Linked DNA regions of Homo sapiens: all the other regions are linked to region 3. Evidence: chromatin loops called from intact Hi-C (ENCODE). Cell type or tissue: A673. All regions are shown on one strand. Each heading gives the region's core, and the rest is flanking DNA. Links, peaks and the distances in the headings are about the cores only.

Region 1 (5,510 bases), core at 834-4,833, 1.3 Mb after region 3:
AATTGCAGGAGATTACCATGAAAACTGGCAAATTCTTTGGAGCAAACAATCATAATTGGGGTCTAGGGGGAGGTGTATGGTATTGAACACTAATTATACTCCAGAAATGCTGGATTGGTGGTTGACATTTTTATTAAAATAAAAATACAGAAAAAATTACCTGTTTCTAGCATGAAATTTGTTATTTACCACCAAGCTTTGGTTTTCAAAATTGCACTTATCATAATGTCTAATAGAAAACCTGAACCTTACAATAAAATAGCACAATTACATTGGAGGAAAATAATATTAAATACTGAACCATTTGCTTTGTTTTTTTTAACTATTGTAATTCAAATAGAAATATTTTTATTACATACTGAAGTTGATTGGTTTTAAAAAAAGAAATAAGCTAGCATATGCAATTGCCCTATTTTTAGAACACCAGGGTGGGGTAAGGAGAAAAACCTGACTGTTTCAATTATGTAGGAACAGAATAATATTAACTGACTTACTAAAATGATTTTTAAAATAAAGGACAACTTCCAAGAGAACTAGACAAACACACTAGCTGTGTTGGAAGACTTGGAAACATCAAAGAACCTGAAGCTTCAAGAGTCAAACACAAAGATTATAGCTCATTACTATATACCTCAAGTATTGACTGAAAACTGCTAAAAATTAGTGATGAAATTGTCTCCATTTTCTTGATTTGATGAAGTGCTTAAGGACAAGGTTCTTGAACATGATTTTTAAGCAAAACATCAAAATTCAATAGCCTTCTTGTAAGATTACTTGAGATAATTTTTGCTTTATGTTTTGCCTGAGTCTTCCATTTGGAAGTTTGTAAATGACCACATAGGATAACTATTGTGAGATTTTGTTGAAATGATTTTTACTAAGTGATCTTTTATCTCAAACATATATAAGGTGAAGGAGGTCAGCAATAATGAATGCAACTATTATCTATCAATTTTTACACATTGAATAATAAAATATTTATTATTCATGTTATTAATCTTATCTTTTATTGCTACCTTTATCCAAGTATTTTTAAGGACACAGCAACTAATGCTAATTTTATAACTTGTATAATCAGTAGCATGCATGGAACAATATACGTTTACCAAATTTTCTCCTATCTTATGAACCAGATCAGTAGGCATGTATTTATAATTAAAGAACTGAACATAATGCTTCAGATCACCCTCACTCATCTTGACCCTAAGAGATTCCCTATCAACATGTTCTCATGGCCAAGAGTCTTTGAAAAATGTGCAAAAGCAGGATATTTTCACCACAATTTTTTAAGACCTATTTTTCTTTCCAATCCAACTTCCCATATGTCACGTACTTTTCTTCTGTCAAATGACTCATATTACAAAATTGAAATGGTATGAAGAGCTGATTAAAGAAAACACAACTAAAAGTGTATGAAGAAAAATCGTATGTGATAAACATTCATTATGTCTTTGCTACTCAGCTAGGCTCTTTAGGGATAATCTTATTTCTCCTACATGAAAGCCCTTTGAATCACATGTTCGTATAATCATTTAAAAATTATTTTCAGAATAAAGATAATTGATGTTTAATTTACTAATCAAGATATAAAAACATAGACTAGATCATTTTAACTGTGACATCTAAACTTTTGATTTAAATAAGACTATTAATTCCTCAATGTCAAATTTGACAGAAAAAGTAATTCATTTTAAAAAGTGTGCTGTGTTTGTATTGCCCTAGCTTTTGGTTCAAACTTCCAGTTAAAATTAGGAAAATAAAACGAAGAACACTGGAAATAAATATAAGTTCCAGGTAATTTTGAATGGTAGGAAGCAAATGGTAATATATTGATGCGCAGACGTACACACACATTGAATGGCACATTATCACAGAAGACGCTCAAAGCAGTTATGAGCCTTTACAGGGAAAATGTCAAGATACCACCCATTTGGAGACAATAGACAATAGATACAGAGGGTGGTCTTTCTTATTTTAACATTTAAGAACAGCAGTAGAACCCTAGATGGTGTTGTCTGTCCCTTTCCCTGTACATAATGTATCTTAAAAAGTGAGTACTGGAATATGATTCTTAATGAATCTGATCCTCTCTTTCAAGAAACAGAAAAGAACTTTGTAAGAATCTACAGCAAACTTAGAGCAGGAAACATATTTTTTTAAATAACAATAGCTCTAGCAAGAAAAAAACACTCCATACGCAAAGATTTTTGTTTCTTTTAAACCAAAGATTTCACATCAGGAATTGAATGCTGCATAAAGTTGAGGACATCAAAGATAACGTATGAGTGTAGGATAACTGTGACCACTGGGGAAAACCAAAAACACAAAACAAAAAGAAAGACAAATAAAAAAATCTCTAGATGGGGACCACCTCTGGGCACCCAGCTAGTGGGAACAGCTTGGGGAATGAGGACAGTGGGGACGCTGAGAAGACTTTTCTTCTTTTTACTTCTATTCTTATTTTAAAATGTATCACTCTGCATAGTGCATCTATTTTGATAGTTTTTCTCTTAAATTACTGTTTTTGTCTTTATATACATGAAGTGTCAGTTGAAAAGCTGCTTTAGTATCTAACCACTAGGGGGTGCCCTCATTGCACATATTGATGTACAACTGGTCCAGGGCTGATCTGGACAAGGGATGCCATGAGATAAATTTTACTTCAGGCTAATGTCAATCTGAACTTGTTTCGCTGTTTAATGTATACATATAAAATCTGATCTGAGGATCTGACATCTTGACATCACTGTATTCTTCATAGTGAGACATAAAGCCACTTTTTTGCATTTCTGTTAATATTCAGAGTTTTGCAGGAAAGAATGAAACACTGGAAGCAGTTACTGAAGCTCAGATTCCTGTTCTCTTCAGGAGACACATAAACCCTCATACATATGCAGCCTCAGTTTTTAAAATATTACATAGTTGCTTATATTTATTTCTATCAGTTTAAAAAATATTTATATAAGCTGATTATGACATCTATTAATATTTTTAAAATTCAAATTTTTCTTAAAAATTGTTATCCCCTCAAATGTAAAAATATTAAATTTTGCTATATTATCACTAGTGTAAAGAACTTATTGTTGTATTTGTTAATCTGTTAGAACATTTTAAACATTGTTAATATTTCACTTTTATTCAAATTTTATGTTACAATTACACTTACAATTAATAAATAGCTTACTATAATGTTCTGGTAGGGAATTCCTTAGTAAAATAATGCACAAGAATATATTAAAATTTATATAGAGTAATTGATATTATTTTTCCATAAGGGCCAATGAGATTAAATGAACCTTCTTTCTTCTTTTCTTTTCTGTTCTTTCTTTTTTTTTTTTTAACCTCCTGCTCCCGGGTTCAAGCAATTCTCCTGCCTCAGCCTCCCCAGTAGCTGGGACTACAGGAGCCAGCCAGCACACCTGGCTAATTTTTTTGTATTTTTAGTAGAGACAGGGTTTCACCATGGTCAGCCTGGTCTTGAACTCCTGACCTCAGGTGATCCACCCGCCTCAGCCTCCCAAAGTGCTGGGATTACAGGCATGAGCCACCACGCCTGGCCCCTTGTTTCTTATATTTAGAAATATCAACATAAAAATTTAGAAACTTTAATAAATAATTAATGTGAAACTCCAAATACAGTCTTGGCCTTAGAAAACATCAAGAAAAATTTGGGGAGCCTTTAAAATGAGGAAAAAAATAATGGGTGTGTTGTCTAGATTACTCATTCAGGTTATTTACATCTTTGATTGTCTTTGAGCTATTTTGAAACCAAGTAAACTGTAAAAAAATGCAAATGATTTTTTTCTATAAATCCCAATTAATTGTACCTAAGGAATGAAATTGATTATTGTCCTGTAGATGGGCCTTTAAAAAACTTTGTAAATTCATTTTCAGAATTTCTTTTTTTATTATTATACTTTAAGTTTTAGGGTACATGTGCACAACGTGCAGGTTAGTTACAATATGCATACATGTGCCATGTTGGTGTGCTGAACCCAGTAACTCATCATTTAACATTAGGTATATCTCCTAATGCTATCCCTCCCCGCCGCCACCCCAAAACAGGCCCCGGTGTGTGATGTTCCCCTTCCTGTGTCCATGTGTTCTCATTGTTCAATTCCCACCTGTGAGTGAGAACATGCGGTGTTTGGTTTTTTGTCCTTGTGATAGTTTGCTGAGAATGATGGTTTCCAACTTCATCCATGTCCCTACAAAGGACATGAACTCATCATTTTTTATGACTGCATAGTATTCCATGGTGTATATGTGCCATATTTTCTTAATCCAGAATTTCTTATTTCATAGGTACGTGTGCTTCTTGAAATTCTCTTTTGAAATGGTTGTAATGGTTTCCACCCTTATTTTATTATTATTTGGAAGGAGCTTCTTTTTTATTTTTTTACTTTTATTTTATTTCATTTTTTTTGAGACAGGATCTCACTCTGTAGCCCAGGCTGGTGGGTGGTGGTACAGTCACGGCTCATTGTAGCCTCTGCCTTCTGGGCTCAGCCTTAGCCTCCTGATAGTTGAGACTACAGGCATGAGCCACCATGCCTGGCTTCCTCATTCGTTATTGACATAGCATCTTTGACATATGTTTATCTTGTGTTTGTATAAGAGTTATTATTTTGCTATTGTTTGAAAATAGTCTAAAAGATTAGCAAGATTATGATCTAAAATAATGGATGAGGATTCGGATCAACAAATGCTGATCAGATTCCATTAAAACAAAAGCTATTAAAAGATTTAAAAAAGAGTTTTATTCTTAAAAGTCTAATAAGACTTGAATTCTTTGAATATATTAAAATACAACATGAGTTTTACCTAGATAAGCTTTTAAGAAACTATTATCTTTTCTCAGCCTTGGGGTTTGAAAGCTCAAATTCTTTGCACACAAACTCTGATAAATCCCCACAATCAATGTCAGTGTCATATACATCATATTGTTTGATACTTTAGAATAAAATGCATATGGATCTTAGATATGTGAACATACTTAGGTAGTAAGATATCTATCTCTATATATCTATATTTATATCTATATCTATATCTATATCTATGTTAGTACTATTGCAGTATAATACAATAACCTCCTCTAGCCATCCCTCACACCCACCCAACTTATTCGTTCTGAATCTGGTAGGAACAAGTCTAAATAAAAAACTTTACAGTACAGCCCAGGCATGGAATATTTATTTCCTGATATTCTCAAATTTGTTTTTCTCATGCCATAGTTATTGCTTAATGTATGACTGGGCTAGATGTAAGTGTATTTATAAGAATAGGCCTACAGTTTGAGGGTGCTACATAAGGAACAAAGCATTTATTCTCCCTGGGGATGGCCCAGATTGCAGAGCTTTTTAGAAATCATAACTTCAAAGAAATACTGTTTTTTTTTTTTTTCCAAACTGAACAATCCTTGGGCTTTAGTCCATGACTGCTCCAGCTTCTGAAGGCATATGTCTGTGGCCAGTGGTTGCTGGCTGAGTAGCATTAGGTGCAAGCCAATA
Region 2 (5,510 bases), core at 834-4,833, 760 kb after region 3:
TGTTTTTTTCCCTTGTTTATAAAAGGCCTAAAAGTATATGTAAAGATAATATAATAGTATATTATAATATTAATAGAGAATAAATATAAATCATTGTGATATTAATAGATTATAATAGAAAATTTCCATAAACCACTAAAACATGTTTAACTATTTCTACAAAAATGAGTTTCTTTTCTTTATGAACACACAAAAGGATTATATTTATTATGCTCCTTCAGAGTTATGTATAGCCATTTGATTGAATTCTAGTCAAGGAATTGTGAATGGGAATAATAGGTGTTGCTTTTAGGCCTAACTCATACAAACCTCCCACTGAGTTCCTCACTGTCATTTCCTCTTCTAGCTGTCTAAGATGGAGTGTGCCACTTACTTAGGCATGTGATGAAAATACTTAATTTCCCAAGGTACATGGAGCAGAAACATCTATACTACCCTTTATCCTCTGTTTATGCTAATAATATCTATTTTGGAATGTTACATGAGTGAAGAATAAAAATCATTTGAGTTTGAAGTATTATATTTGGTGTTTTTTTATGCTGCCAAAATATAGCTTGCCATAATGAATACCTTGGTTATGAGTAAGATTAAAATTAGTCTATATGACATAAGAACTGTTAGAATTACCACACATCATTCTGCAAAGTTTCACACATTCAGATTTCAAAATGGAAAGAAAAAAATTTTTTAAATTTTACATAAATATTTGCTGATTAATATGTTCAAAGTTTTGTGCTAAAAATTATATTGAATGTCTTCTACAAAAACCAATTAATGCCCTCCAGATGCTGGGAACAAATTACAGTTCACACAAATTTTATTTATATGTTTTAAGAACCTGTTACCTATGGGAGTTATATTACCATTATTTTTGAGTCAATGAATAAAGGGATGTAAGCAAGAAAGAATAGGAATACCAATGATAAATGCCATGGTTGTTTAGAAAAGACAGTTGTAAAAAAGGATTCAAAGAGGAGATACAACTTGTATCAGCACTTAATACATAGGTAGTTACATGATAAATAGGTAGACAGATAAATAATTGTAGCACAGGCCCATATAATTAGAAAGATATGGAGGAATACCATTTTAGATAGTCAAAGAGAAGCATAAATAAGAGTGAATGTAAAAGACAGTGAAGACACCATCCTGATAAGACTTGTGGCTTCATATAGATAAGTCGCTGGAAACCACGATAAACTGATGCTTCCTGTTTGTCAGATAGTGGAGTTGCTTACAGTAGTTTGCTAAGGCTTTTAGCATTTACCATATAGGCAATAAGAAGCCCTTTAAGATAATGTATGTATATCAACATTTTGAAGTAACTTTTTCAAAGTGCCTATTTTCAATTAAACATTTAGGGAAAAAAAGATGTTCTTGCGTCTTCTGAATTGTCAATGATGATTTAATTTTGCAGAATCACCATCAAAGTGTATTCTGTAGACAAGCTTTGAAAATTGGTAGAATAAAGACCTCAGAATCAAGTGTTCAAGTGCTTTCATAAAGTAGTAGTATAGACTAGATACAATGGCTCACGCCTATAATCCTAGCACTCTGGGAGGCTGAGGTGGGAGGACTGCTTGAGGACAGGAGGTTGAGAACAGCCTGGGCCACATAATGAAACAAAACTAAAAAATAAACTGGGTGTGGTAGCATGCACCTGCAATTTCAGCTATTTGGAAGACTGAGGCAGGAGGATCACTTGAGCCCAGGAGTCTGAGTTTGCAGTGAGCTGCATTGTGCCACCACACTCCATCCTGAGGCATAGAGCAAGGCCCTATCAGAGGAAGGAAGGAAGGGAGGGAGGGAAAAGAAAGGAAAGACAGAAAGATAAAGACAGAAAAGAAAGAGAAGAAAGAAAAAATAGGTCCATAAGAATGCCACACTCCTGGAAACGTAATCTACTGACTGTTACCTTTAATGTTTTCAGAGCAATGCAAAACAAGTACACTTTTCATTAAAAGAGGCTTTGAGAATACATTATGCTTAACTTTTCAGATGTATCTTTTTGTTTAGGAGGCTGCTTTAAACTGTCCAGCAGAAATCTGTTCACAACAGTGGCAAATTGATTAGAGCTGTGTTTTGGCTTTTCACGTCATTACATTTTTCTTGTATGTATTCATCCATCAGAATGTCTAATCCCATCCCAAATCTACCAGCTTCACTACTCTATAATAACTAGTATGACTACCTCTATGATAACAATAGCATTAATAATAATGCCATTATTAAGTTTGTTTTTTGAATTCATGCACAATATGTGTTATTTTCATGGCAGAAGATTGACACTTGTGAAAAAATGAGAGGTGAGAACAATGTCTGATGTTTCTGATTATAGTGACAAAATTCTGTCTCTTTCTCTCTCTAAATATCTTAGAAAAATAATTTAAAGTACTATAAAAAGTATCCTACCTTTCAAAGTGAATCATGGGAACAAACTCAAAATGACTTTGTAATGATATCAAGCATAAGTGAAATCTACAAGAGATGTATGATGTCTCCAGCAGGTTTAAAAGTTCAACCCTGAATCGGCTTACAAAATAAGCAGGCACTTTAAAAAATACCAACTTTTTCTGTGAAGACAGAAATTTTTGTGCCACTGTCAAAAAAAAAAAAAAAGGAAAAAGATATATAACTGTCTATTGATGTGAAACCGTGGGGAGTTTCTCAACTGTGGTATACTTATTCATAAAGTGAGAGTTTGCAAAACAGCCACATAAATATGGGTCATAAAGAATGGCCATAAGTAAAGCATCTACCTTTAGTTAACAAAATTCTAGGCTGCTAGGCTTTTAGGACATTGGGAAGATCAGACTACTTGCAAAGTGAAAGATTTAGACAGCCTACAGCATTCAGTAGCAGAGATTCAATAGATGGCACTCTTCCCTCTGCTTTGAGCTCATTCCTCAAGATGACTCAGATTTCCAGGTCTCCAGACAAATATGCTGGGCCCTCCTTCTTATCTCTTCAACATTTCTCTCCAATCACTCACCTATATTTAATTTGGTGCTTCAGCCACAGTAAGCTACTTATGGATGCCTTAATATCTCATTCTCTCTTAGGTCCCTATTCTTTTTCAAAATGTGCTCTCTCAGGTTGGGAAATCCCTCCTCTATCTTCTCATCAACTTGAGCAGTATGTCTACTGCTAGCCCTTTCTTCTAAACTCTCCCCTCATCATCATGCATCTTGTCTGTGCTCTTTCTTTTCTGTTTCCATAGTATCATACATATACCAGAGCGGTCACCTGTGAATACAAAATATACCATTAATTGTGCCTTTATCCTTCATTGGAAGATGAGCTCCTTAGAGAAGGAAACATTGTATTCCTCATGCTCTAATTCCTAATATAGCTGCCATATCATAAAAACTTTATATTTTCTTAAAGAACGAGTGAGTGAACCTAACCATCAGAGCTGTTTCCAACCTCTTTTCATATATTAACCCCTCCATAAAAAAGATCACGCTTTATTGTAATTTTTCTTTAACTCTCATTTCCTTTCCCAGTTTTATTGTATTTGCTTGTTTTTTGTGTCTAAGACAGACGTTTTTAATTCCTCTTTCCCATTTGGAATGTTTGTTTTTGTTTTTATTTCTTTGTGTTTTTTTGCTGCCATTTTAGTTTTGAAATTTTGTTAAGAATTGGTTGTGTATTCTTATAATCTTTACTTTTAAGGATAAAACATAAAAAATAATGAATATTAAGATATGATATTGGGCAGGCGCGGTAGCTCACGCCTGTAATCCCAGCACTTTGGGAGGCCAAGGCGGGAGGATTACGAGGTCAGGAGATCAAGACCATCCTGGCTAACACGGTGAAACCCTGTCTCTACTAAAAATACAAAAAATTAGCCGGGCGTGGTGTTGGGCGCCTGCAATCCCAGCTACTCGGGAGGCTGAGGCAGGAGAATGGCGTGAACCCGGGAGCAGAGCTTGCAGTGAGCCGAGATTGCGCCACTGCACTCCAGCCTGGGTGACAGAGCGAGACTCCATCTCAAAAAAAAAAAAAAAAAAAAAAAAAAGATGTGATATTAAGATTTTTCTTTTTGAATCAAATTCTTACTCTGGCACCCATGCTGGAGTGCAGTGGCACTATCTCGGCTCACTGCAACCCCCGCCTCCCGGGTTCAAGCAATTCTCGTGCTTCAGCCTCCTGAGTAGCTAGGATTACAGGCTCCCGCCACCAAGCATGGCTAATTTTTGTATTATTTTTTTTTTTTTAGTAGAGACGAGGTTTCACCATATTGGTCAGGCTGGTCTCAAACTCCTGACCTCAGGTGATCCGCCCGCCTCGGCCTCCCAAAGTGTTGAGATTACAGGCTTGAGCCACTGCACCCGACCAAGATACGATATTAACATTTATAGGCGGCCGGGCACGGTCGACTATTTGTATACAACCCAAAAACATAGATTATAACACTTATATTTTTAAAAGGCACACATCTATACAATTATAATTTGTATAAATTTATAGCAATTATAATTTGGGTGAAAGTACTCTAGAAAAATGGTCCAAATATTGATTTCATGAATCAAAATCTAATTTTATTATTTAATAGCTAGAAATTTAGATAGAATACGTGACTCTGTTTTTCTTAATAACATTTGTCTATAAGTCACATAATTGTTTACATTATACATTACATTATAAGGGGTTTTATGTGAGAGACTTGAGTAGAATGCCTGATTCTGCCATATATTCTTGAATGAATCTGCTAAAGACTTTCTCACCCTGTTTCCTTATCGGTAATAAAGGGATAAAATATTTCTATTTCTTCTGTAGACATTATTAAAGTATTTTAATTAATATTTTAACACTATTAAATAGTGTCCATAAAAGAAAAAAAGCATAGTGTTGCATCTAGACAGTGCTCAAAAATATTATGTTGAGGCTCAAAAAAAGATACCTCAAAGTATGAGGCTTTGGCATGCTAAGCACTTCAAACTGAAGGAAATGAAAAGGCTTTAGAAACAGGCTCAGGACCAAGGACTTTCTGACTTTCTCCTGTTTCTCCTAAGAACAGGGTGGAAGGAACTCTGAAGTTCCCTTATCTGAAGCTCCTTCAGAAGAAACACAATTGCCTTTGATGCCATCTGTGGAATTTCATTAATCAGGGAAGATTAAACTCATCTCAGGATGACTGAGGAATGTCACCACACCTAGACAGACTTTGTCCCAAGCTACAGTCTGTTCTTAGATTCCATTCAGTTTCAAAGAGAATCATTTACAAACTACAGTTTCTTCCTTTGGGCCGAATCAACAGTTCTGAAAATCATTTACTAGCTCTTAAATTGCTTATTCCCCCATCTCCTTTTCTTGTACAAAGGAAGTACTATTAATAAATCTGGTTCTTCTTTGAGATTTATATTTTCTGTGTCTCCATGCACGTAAATAAATATGTGTACATTTCGGCCCATTAATCTGTCTATTGACAGTTAATTTCAGCAGAATTAAGACTCAAATCTTCAGAAGAATATAGACAAATTAATTATGTCCCTATAATAATTTGC
Region 3 (5,510 bases), core at 573-4,572:
TGCAACTGGTCACATGGTAGCGGCTTTTATGGAGGTTCAGGGGCAAGTTTGGGGATTCGCTTTCAGTGTACACTATGCCATTTAATTCGTGTAATCCTCACAATGTCTATTTATTGTATTGTTATCATCATTCCTACTTAGGAAGGTGCAGCTCGGAGAAGGCCAATTTACCAAAGATCAAACAGTCAGGAATACCAAACCAACCCTCCGGGGCATTTTACTCTAAAGCTGGTTTTTGTTTTGCTGGGTCTTACTATTGTAGATTGGGCATTCTTTTTGTGCTTCAGCATTGTTTCAAATTAGAAAGAGGACTAAAACTAAATGTGTGTTTAGTAGTCCTTTGTGTGCAATCTGCAGCATGGACATGAGCCACTCTAGATATCAAAGATGCCTCTTTTCCTGACTTGCAGATCAGAGATTCCAAAATGATACACTGCTCTTTTTGTGTACCCTGATATTTTCTAACGTGACCATATGCAGAAGCTAATTTTCTCTTCATTGGTATTTCATGCTCAACAGGATTTTAACTGGGGCGTATTAATTTGAACTATACACATCTCAGTAGTCAGATAATCAGATTGGAGATCGGTTCCATTCATTCTAAAGCAATACTAGGGACGTCGATTATTAAAGTCATTTACTTTCTCATCAAAGTCTTCTCTGCAATTTCCTTTAGGGACAAGAGCAGAAACTTTCCAAAACAATATTCTCATCATTCCCTCTCCTGCTTAAAAGCCTCAAGTTTCTAAGTTTTTTTTTATTAAAATACATTCAAACTTTTTTGTTAGGCTTGCAGTGCCCCTCAATTGGGCTAGTTTAACTAACTTCTATAGTGTAAGTCCTTTACTTCCATTAAGACAGTTTTCTTATTATTTTGTGCTCCTACTCCTCTGCTTTCATAAGTAAGCTCCTACCTCCTCCAACACTGCCCCGCCTCCATGCCAATCTATATTCCTTTAAAGACCTGCATAAAATTCCAAATCTCTATATTTTTTTTTTTGCTTTTTTTGAGATGGAGTCTAGTTCTGTTGCCCAGCTTGAGTGCAGTGGCACAATCTTGGCTGACTGTAACCTCCGCCTCCCGGTTCAAGCGATTTTCCTGCCTCAGCCTCCGGAGTAGCTGGGATTACAGGTGCCCACCACCATGCCCAGCTACTTTTTGTATTTTTAGTAGAGACGGGGTTTCACCATGTTCACCAGGATGGTCTCGATCTCTTAACCTCATGATCTGCCCACCTTGGCTTCCAAAGTGCTGGGATTATAGGCGTGAGCCACTACACCTGGCCCCAAATTCTCTTCTTCTTTTTATTTATTTTTTTTTTTTGAGACAAAGTTTCGCTCTGTCACCCAGGCTGGAGTGCAATGGTGCCATCTCAGCTCACTGCAACCTCCACCTCCTGGGTTCAAGCTATTCTCCTGCCTCAGCCTCCCGAGTAGCTGGGATTACAGGGATGCATCAACACACCTGGTTAATTTTGTATTTTTAGTAGAGATGGGGTTCCTCCATGTTGGTCAGGCTGGTCTTGAACTCCCCACCTCAGGTGATTTGCCCACCCTGACCTCCCAAAGTGCTGGGATTACAGATGTGAGCCACCACGCCCGTCCCCAAATTCTCTTCTTAAAGCATTCTCTGATTAGCTATGCCTACATTAATCTCTGGTAATTCTTTATGGCATGTAAATATTGAATGTATTGATTTACACTAGTACCTATATGCATATATGTACATTTTTAAATTTTTGATATATGTCTATAATTTGTTTTATACCTCCAAGATTGGAAAGTTCTTGAAGACATAGGTAATTTACCTCTCTTACAATCCTTATTATACACTCCAGCACATGACCCCATGTTGGTGGCAGCCACATTGTTGTTGTTGTTTTACTTTTCTAGTACATAGTTCTCTGTAGTCAGAACATCTCACCTAATGATATGGTAATGTTATCACTAGTAACATATAGTCACAACACTAGTGACAACATTATAATATCATTAGGTGAGACGTCCTGACTACAGAGAAACATAAACCCTAAGAATATATTATACATTCTTCCACTGTAAGCCAAATAAGTCTTCTAGAAGAATGAAAATGCAGAGTCAGGTGGGTTTTTTTTTTTTTCGTAAATCTCAACTTCTGAAATTTTAGCATTTTCTAGAAACATTGCAGAGTCAGTGTGTTTAGCCAAACAGCTGCTTGTTAACTTGACAGGTTGATTCACTGGGTTATAGCCATTTAAATGTTGTAGCATTTCCATTACATTTACCTACTGATTCAGCCCTGGGCATATTTACAAAAAAAATTCTTTTCCCTGAAAATCTACAGAACTACATACTCCTGCATAAGGGGTGGAGAAAGCTCAAGATTTGCAAGATTGGGTTAAAAATGGGAAAATAAATGATCTATATTAGGAAATATTTATGAAATAAACTTGAAGAAGTGTGTTACCTTTGGTAATGGTGTTATTTAATTCGTTGCTTTGTTTTTTCTCCTGTGTATTCTAGCATTCTTTAAAACCCAGAGATGTCCAGATAAATGATTTTGCAGTAGAAATCCTTCTTAGCATGATGTGGGATGAGCTTCAGACCTTTCTTATAAGGATATCATGTTGCTTTACCTTAACTTGTTTCCTTTGAAAGGTCTCATATTTATAAAGGTATAGGAAAATAAAATAATAAAATGTTCCCCTCTTCTTTGCTATTGGCTGAGGAAATAAGGAGAGAGAGAGAGAGAGAAGAAATGAACATAAACGTGTGAGGATAGGTTTGGCTGCATGTAACCAGAAAAATAATAACTGTTTATACTGTAATATATTATTTTACATAATAAGAAGTCCAGAGGAAAAACAGTTACAGGGTTCATTAATTCAGCTGCTTATCACAAATATCAAAGATATAAGTTCTTTCCATTTTTTCATTTTTTCTTTCTTATCAGCTTTGTCCTCAGGCTGCCTCCCCTCTTGGCCACAAGATGGCTGCAGCAGCTCTAGGCATCTTTTACCCTCAACGATATCTAGAAACAGAACAAAGAATTATTTCTTCCCCATGTTTTTCTTCTTATTAGTGGGAGAAAAAAATTCCTGAAATCCCTCAGCTGACTTCCCCTCACATCTTATTAGCCAAATTGTGTCACATGTTCAGACCTCATTAGTCTCTGAAAGCAGGAATGGTACTATCAATCTTTGCTTAGACATGAGCTTAGCTAACTATAATCTGCAAGACAACCTGCTACTTTTTTGTGTGTGCCCTGTGAGCTAAGAATGTTTGTGAATTTTTAAATGGTTAGGAAATAGAATTTATTTATATATATATATATTCTTTTTTTAAAAAGTTTAATTATTGTGGGTACATAGTAGGTGTATATATTTATGGGATACATAAGATACTTTGATACAGGCATACAATGCGTAATAATCACATTAGGATAAATGGGGCACCCATGACCTCAAGCATTTATCCTTTGTGTTACAACAATTTTACTATTTTAGTTATTTTAAAATGTACAGTAAATTATTGTTGACTGTAGTCATCCTATTGTGCTATCAAATAGATCATATTAATTGTGTCTAACCATATTTTTATACCCACTAACCATCCCTCCTTTGCCTCCCCACATCCAACTATGCTTCCCAGTCTCTGATAACCATCATTCTGCTCTCTATCTCCATTAGTCAATTGTTTTACTTTTTAGCTCTCACAGATAAGTGAGAACATATGAAATTTGTCTTTCTGTGCTTGGCTTGTTTCACTTAACAGAATGACCTCCAGCTCCATCCATGTTGTTGCAAGTGATAGTTTCTCATTCTTTTTTACAGCTGAATAGAACTTCATTGTATATATGTACCACATTTTAAAAATTCATTTATCTGTTGATGGACACTTAGGTTGCTTCCAAATCTTTGATATTATGAATAGTGCTGCAATAAACATGGGAGTGCAGATATTTCTTCCATATATTGATTTCCTTTTTTAGGGAATATATGCCTAGCAGTGGAACTGCTGGATTATATTATAGTTATATTTTTAGTTTTTTGAAGAACTTCCAAAGTGTATTCCATAGTGGTTATACTAATTTACATTTTGAGAGTTCCCTTTTTCCCACATCCTCACCAGCATTTGTTACTGTTTTTGGATAAAAGCCCTTTTAACTTGAGTGAGATGATATCTCATTACAATGTCTATTTAAGTCTTTAATCCATTTTGATTTTTTTACACGACCAGAGATAGAGGTCTAGTTTTCTTCTTCTGCATATAGACATACAGTTTTCTCAGCACCATTTATTAAAGAGACTGTCCTTTCTCCAGTGTATGTTCTTGGCACCTTTGTCAAAAATGAGTTCACTGTAGATGTATGGATTTGTTTCTGGATTCTCTATTATGTTCCATTGGTGTATGTGTCTGCTTTTATGCCAGTACCATGCTGTTTTGGTTACTATAGCTCTGTAGTATAATTTGAAGTTAGGTAATGAGATTCCTCCAGTTTTGTTCTTTTTGTTCAGGATAGCTTTGGCTATTCTGGGTCTTTTGTGGTCTCATATACATTTTAAGATTTTTTTTTCTATTTCTGTGAAGAATGTCTTTGGTATTTTGACAGGGATTGCATTGAATCTGTAGATTGCTTAGTGTAATATGGACATTTTAATCCTATTGTTTCTTCTAATCCATGAGCATGGAATATCTTTCCATTTTTTGCGTGTCTGATCCAATTTCTTCTTTCATTAATGTTCTATAGTTTTCACTGTAGAGATCTTTCAGTTATTTAATTCCTAAGTATTTTATTGTATTTATAGCTATAGTAAATGGGATTAATTTCTTGATTTCTTTTTTCAGATTGTTTGCGATTGGTATTTAGAAATGCTACTTATTTTTGTATGTTGATTTTGTATTCTGCAACTTTACTGAATTTATCAGTTCTAACAGTTTTTTGGTAGAGTCCTTAGGGTTTTCCAAATATAAGATCATATCATCTGCAAACAAAGATAATTTGACCTCTTCTTTTCCAAGATGTCCTTTATTTGTCATGTCTGATTGCTCTAGCTACAATTTCCAAAAATATCATTTTATACTATAAATAGTATTATTGGAGCACAGCCATGCCCATTTATATACCTTTTGTCTATGGCTGCTACAGTGGCATAACTGAGTAGTTGCAACAAGAGATCATATGGCTCATAAAGCCTGAAATAATTACTATCTGGCCCTTTACAGAAAAAGTTTGCCTACTTCTAGCTTAAATGAAACTCTATTCACCCTTAAGTACTGGGGTCAGTCTCTCCCAAAACAGATAAAATAGTATATATGTGTGTGTGTGTGTGTGTGTGTGTGTGTGTGTGTATAAATATATATATACACATACACTTTTTATATAGATATAAAAAAGTATATAGACCTATATCTATCTATATATATATATTTGTTTTGTTTTGTTTTTGCATGGGAGTAAATGTTTTATATAAAATTTTCTTAGAAAAGAGTAAGGGAGTAGGATGTTTGGGTAGGCAACAAATTTGTGT

The links. A loop is a pair of places that touch in the nucleus more often than their neighbours do. Peaks named below come from ENCODE experiments on the same cell type or tissue, not always from the same donor. Only the 100,000 strongest peaks of a DNase experiment are listed, where the experiment ranks them.
Region 1: it touches region 3 in a loop (2.9-fold over the local background); 2 of 110 quality-filtered maps call a loop at or near these places.
Region 2: a loop joins it to region 3, with 9 times the contacts of the local background. A loop is called at or near these places in 3 of 110 quality-filtered maps.

The regions. Positions count from the first base shown.
Region 1 is chr11:38,788,621-38,794,130 of GRCh38, reverse strand. No RefSeq gene overlaps it. Among named protein-coding and RNA genes, the nearest start is that of LINC01493, 140 kb to the right of the region's middle. In A673, for the core only: CTCF peaks have their summits at 2,372 and 2,573 (motif pointing right); a DNase peak (open chromatin) is centred at 2,610.
Region 2 is chr11:39,363,414-39,368,923 of GRCh38, reverse strand. No RefSeq gene overlaps it. Among named protein-coding and RNA genes, the nearest start is that of LINC01493, 720 kb to the right of the region's middle. In A673, for the core only: a CTCF peak has its summit at 2,848; a DNase peak (open chromatin) is centred at 2,883; H3K27ac peaks cover 2,297 bases.
Region 3 is chr11:40,122,774-40,128,283 of GRCh38, reverse strand. All of the region lies in intron 6 of LRRC4C (leucine rich repeat containing 4C), which reads left to right. Among named protein-coding and RNA genes, the nearest start is that of LRRC4C, 1.3 Mb to the left of the region's middle. In A673, for the core only: a CTCF peak has its summit at 2,948 (motif pointing right); a DNase peak (open chromatin) is centred at 3,063; H3K4me3 peaks cover 369 bases; H3K27ac peaks cover 2,171 bases.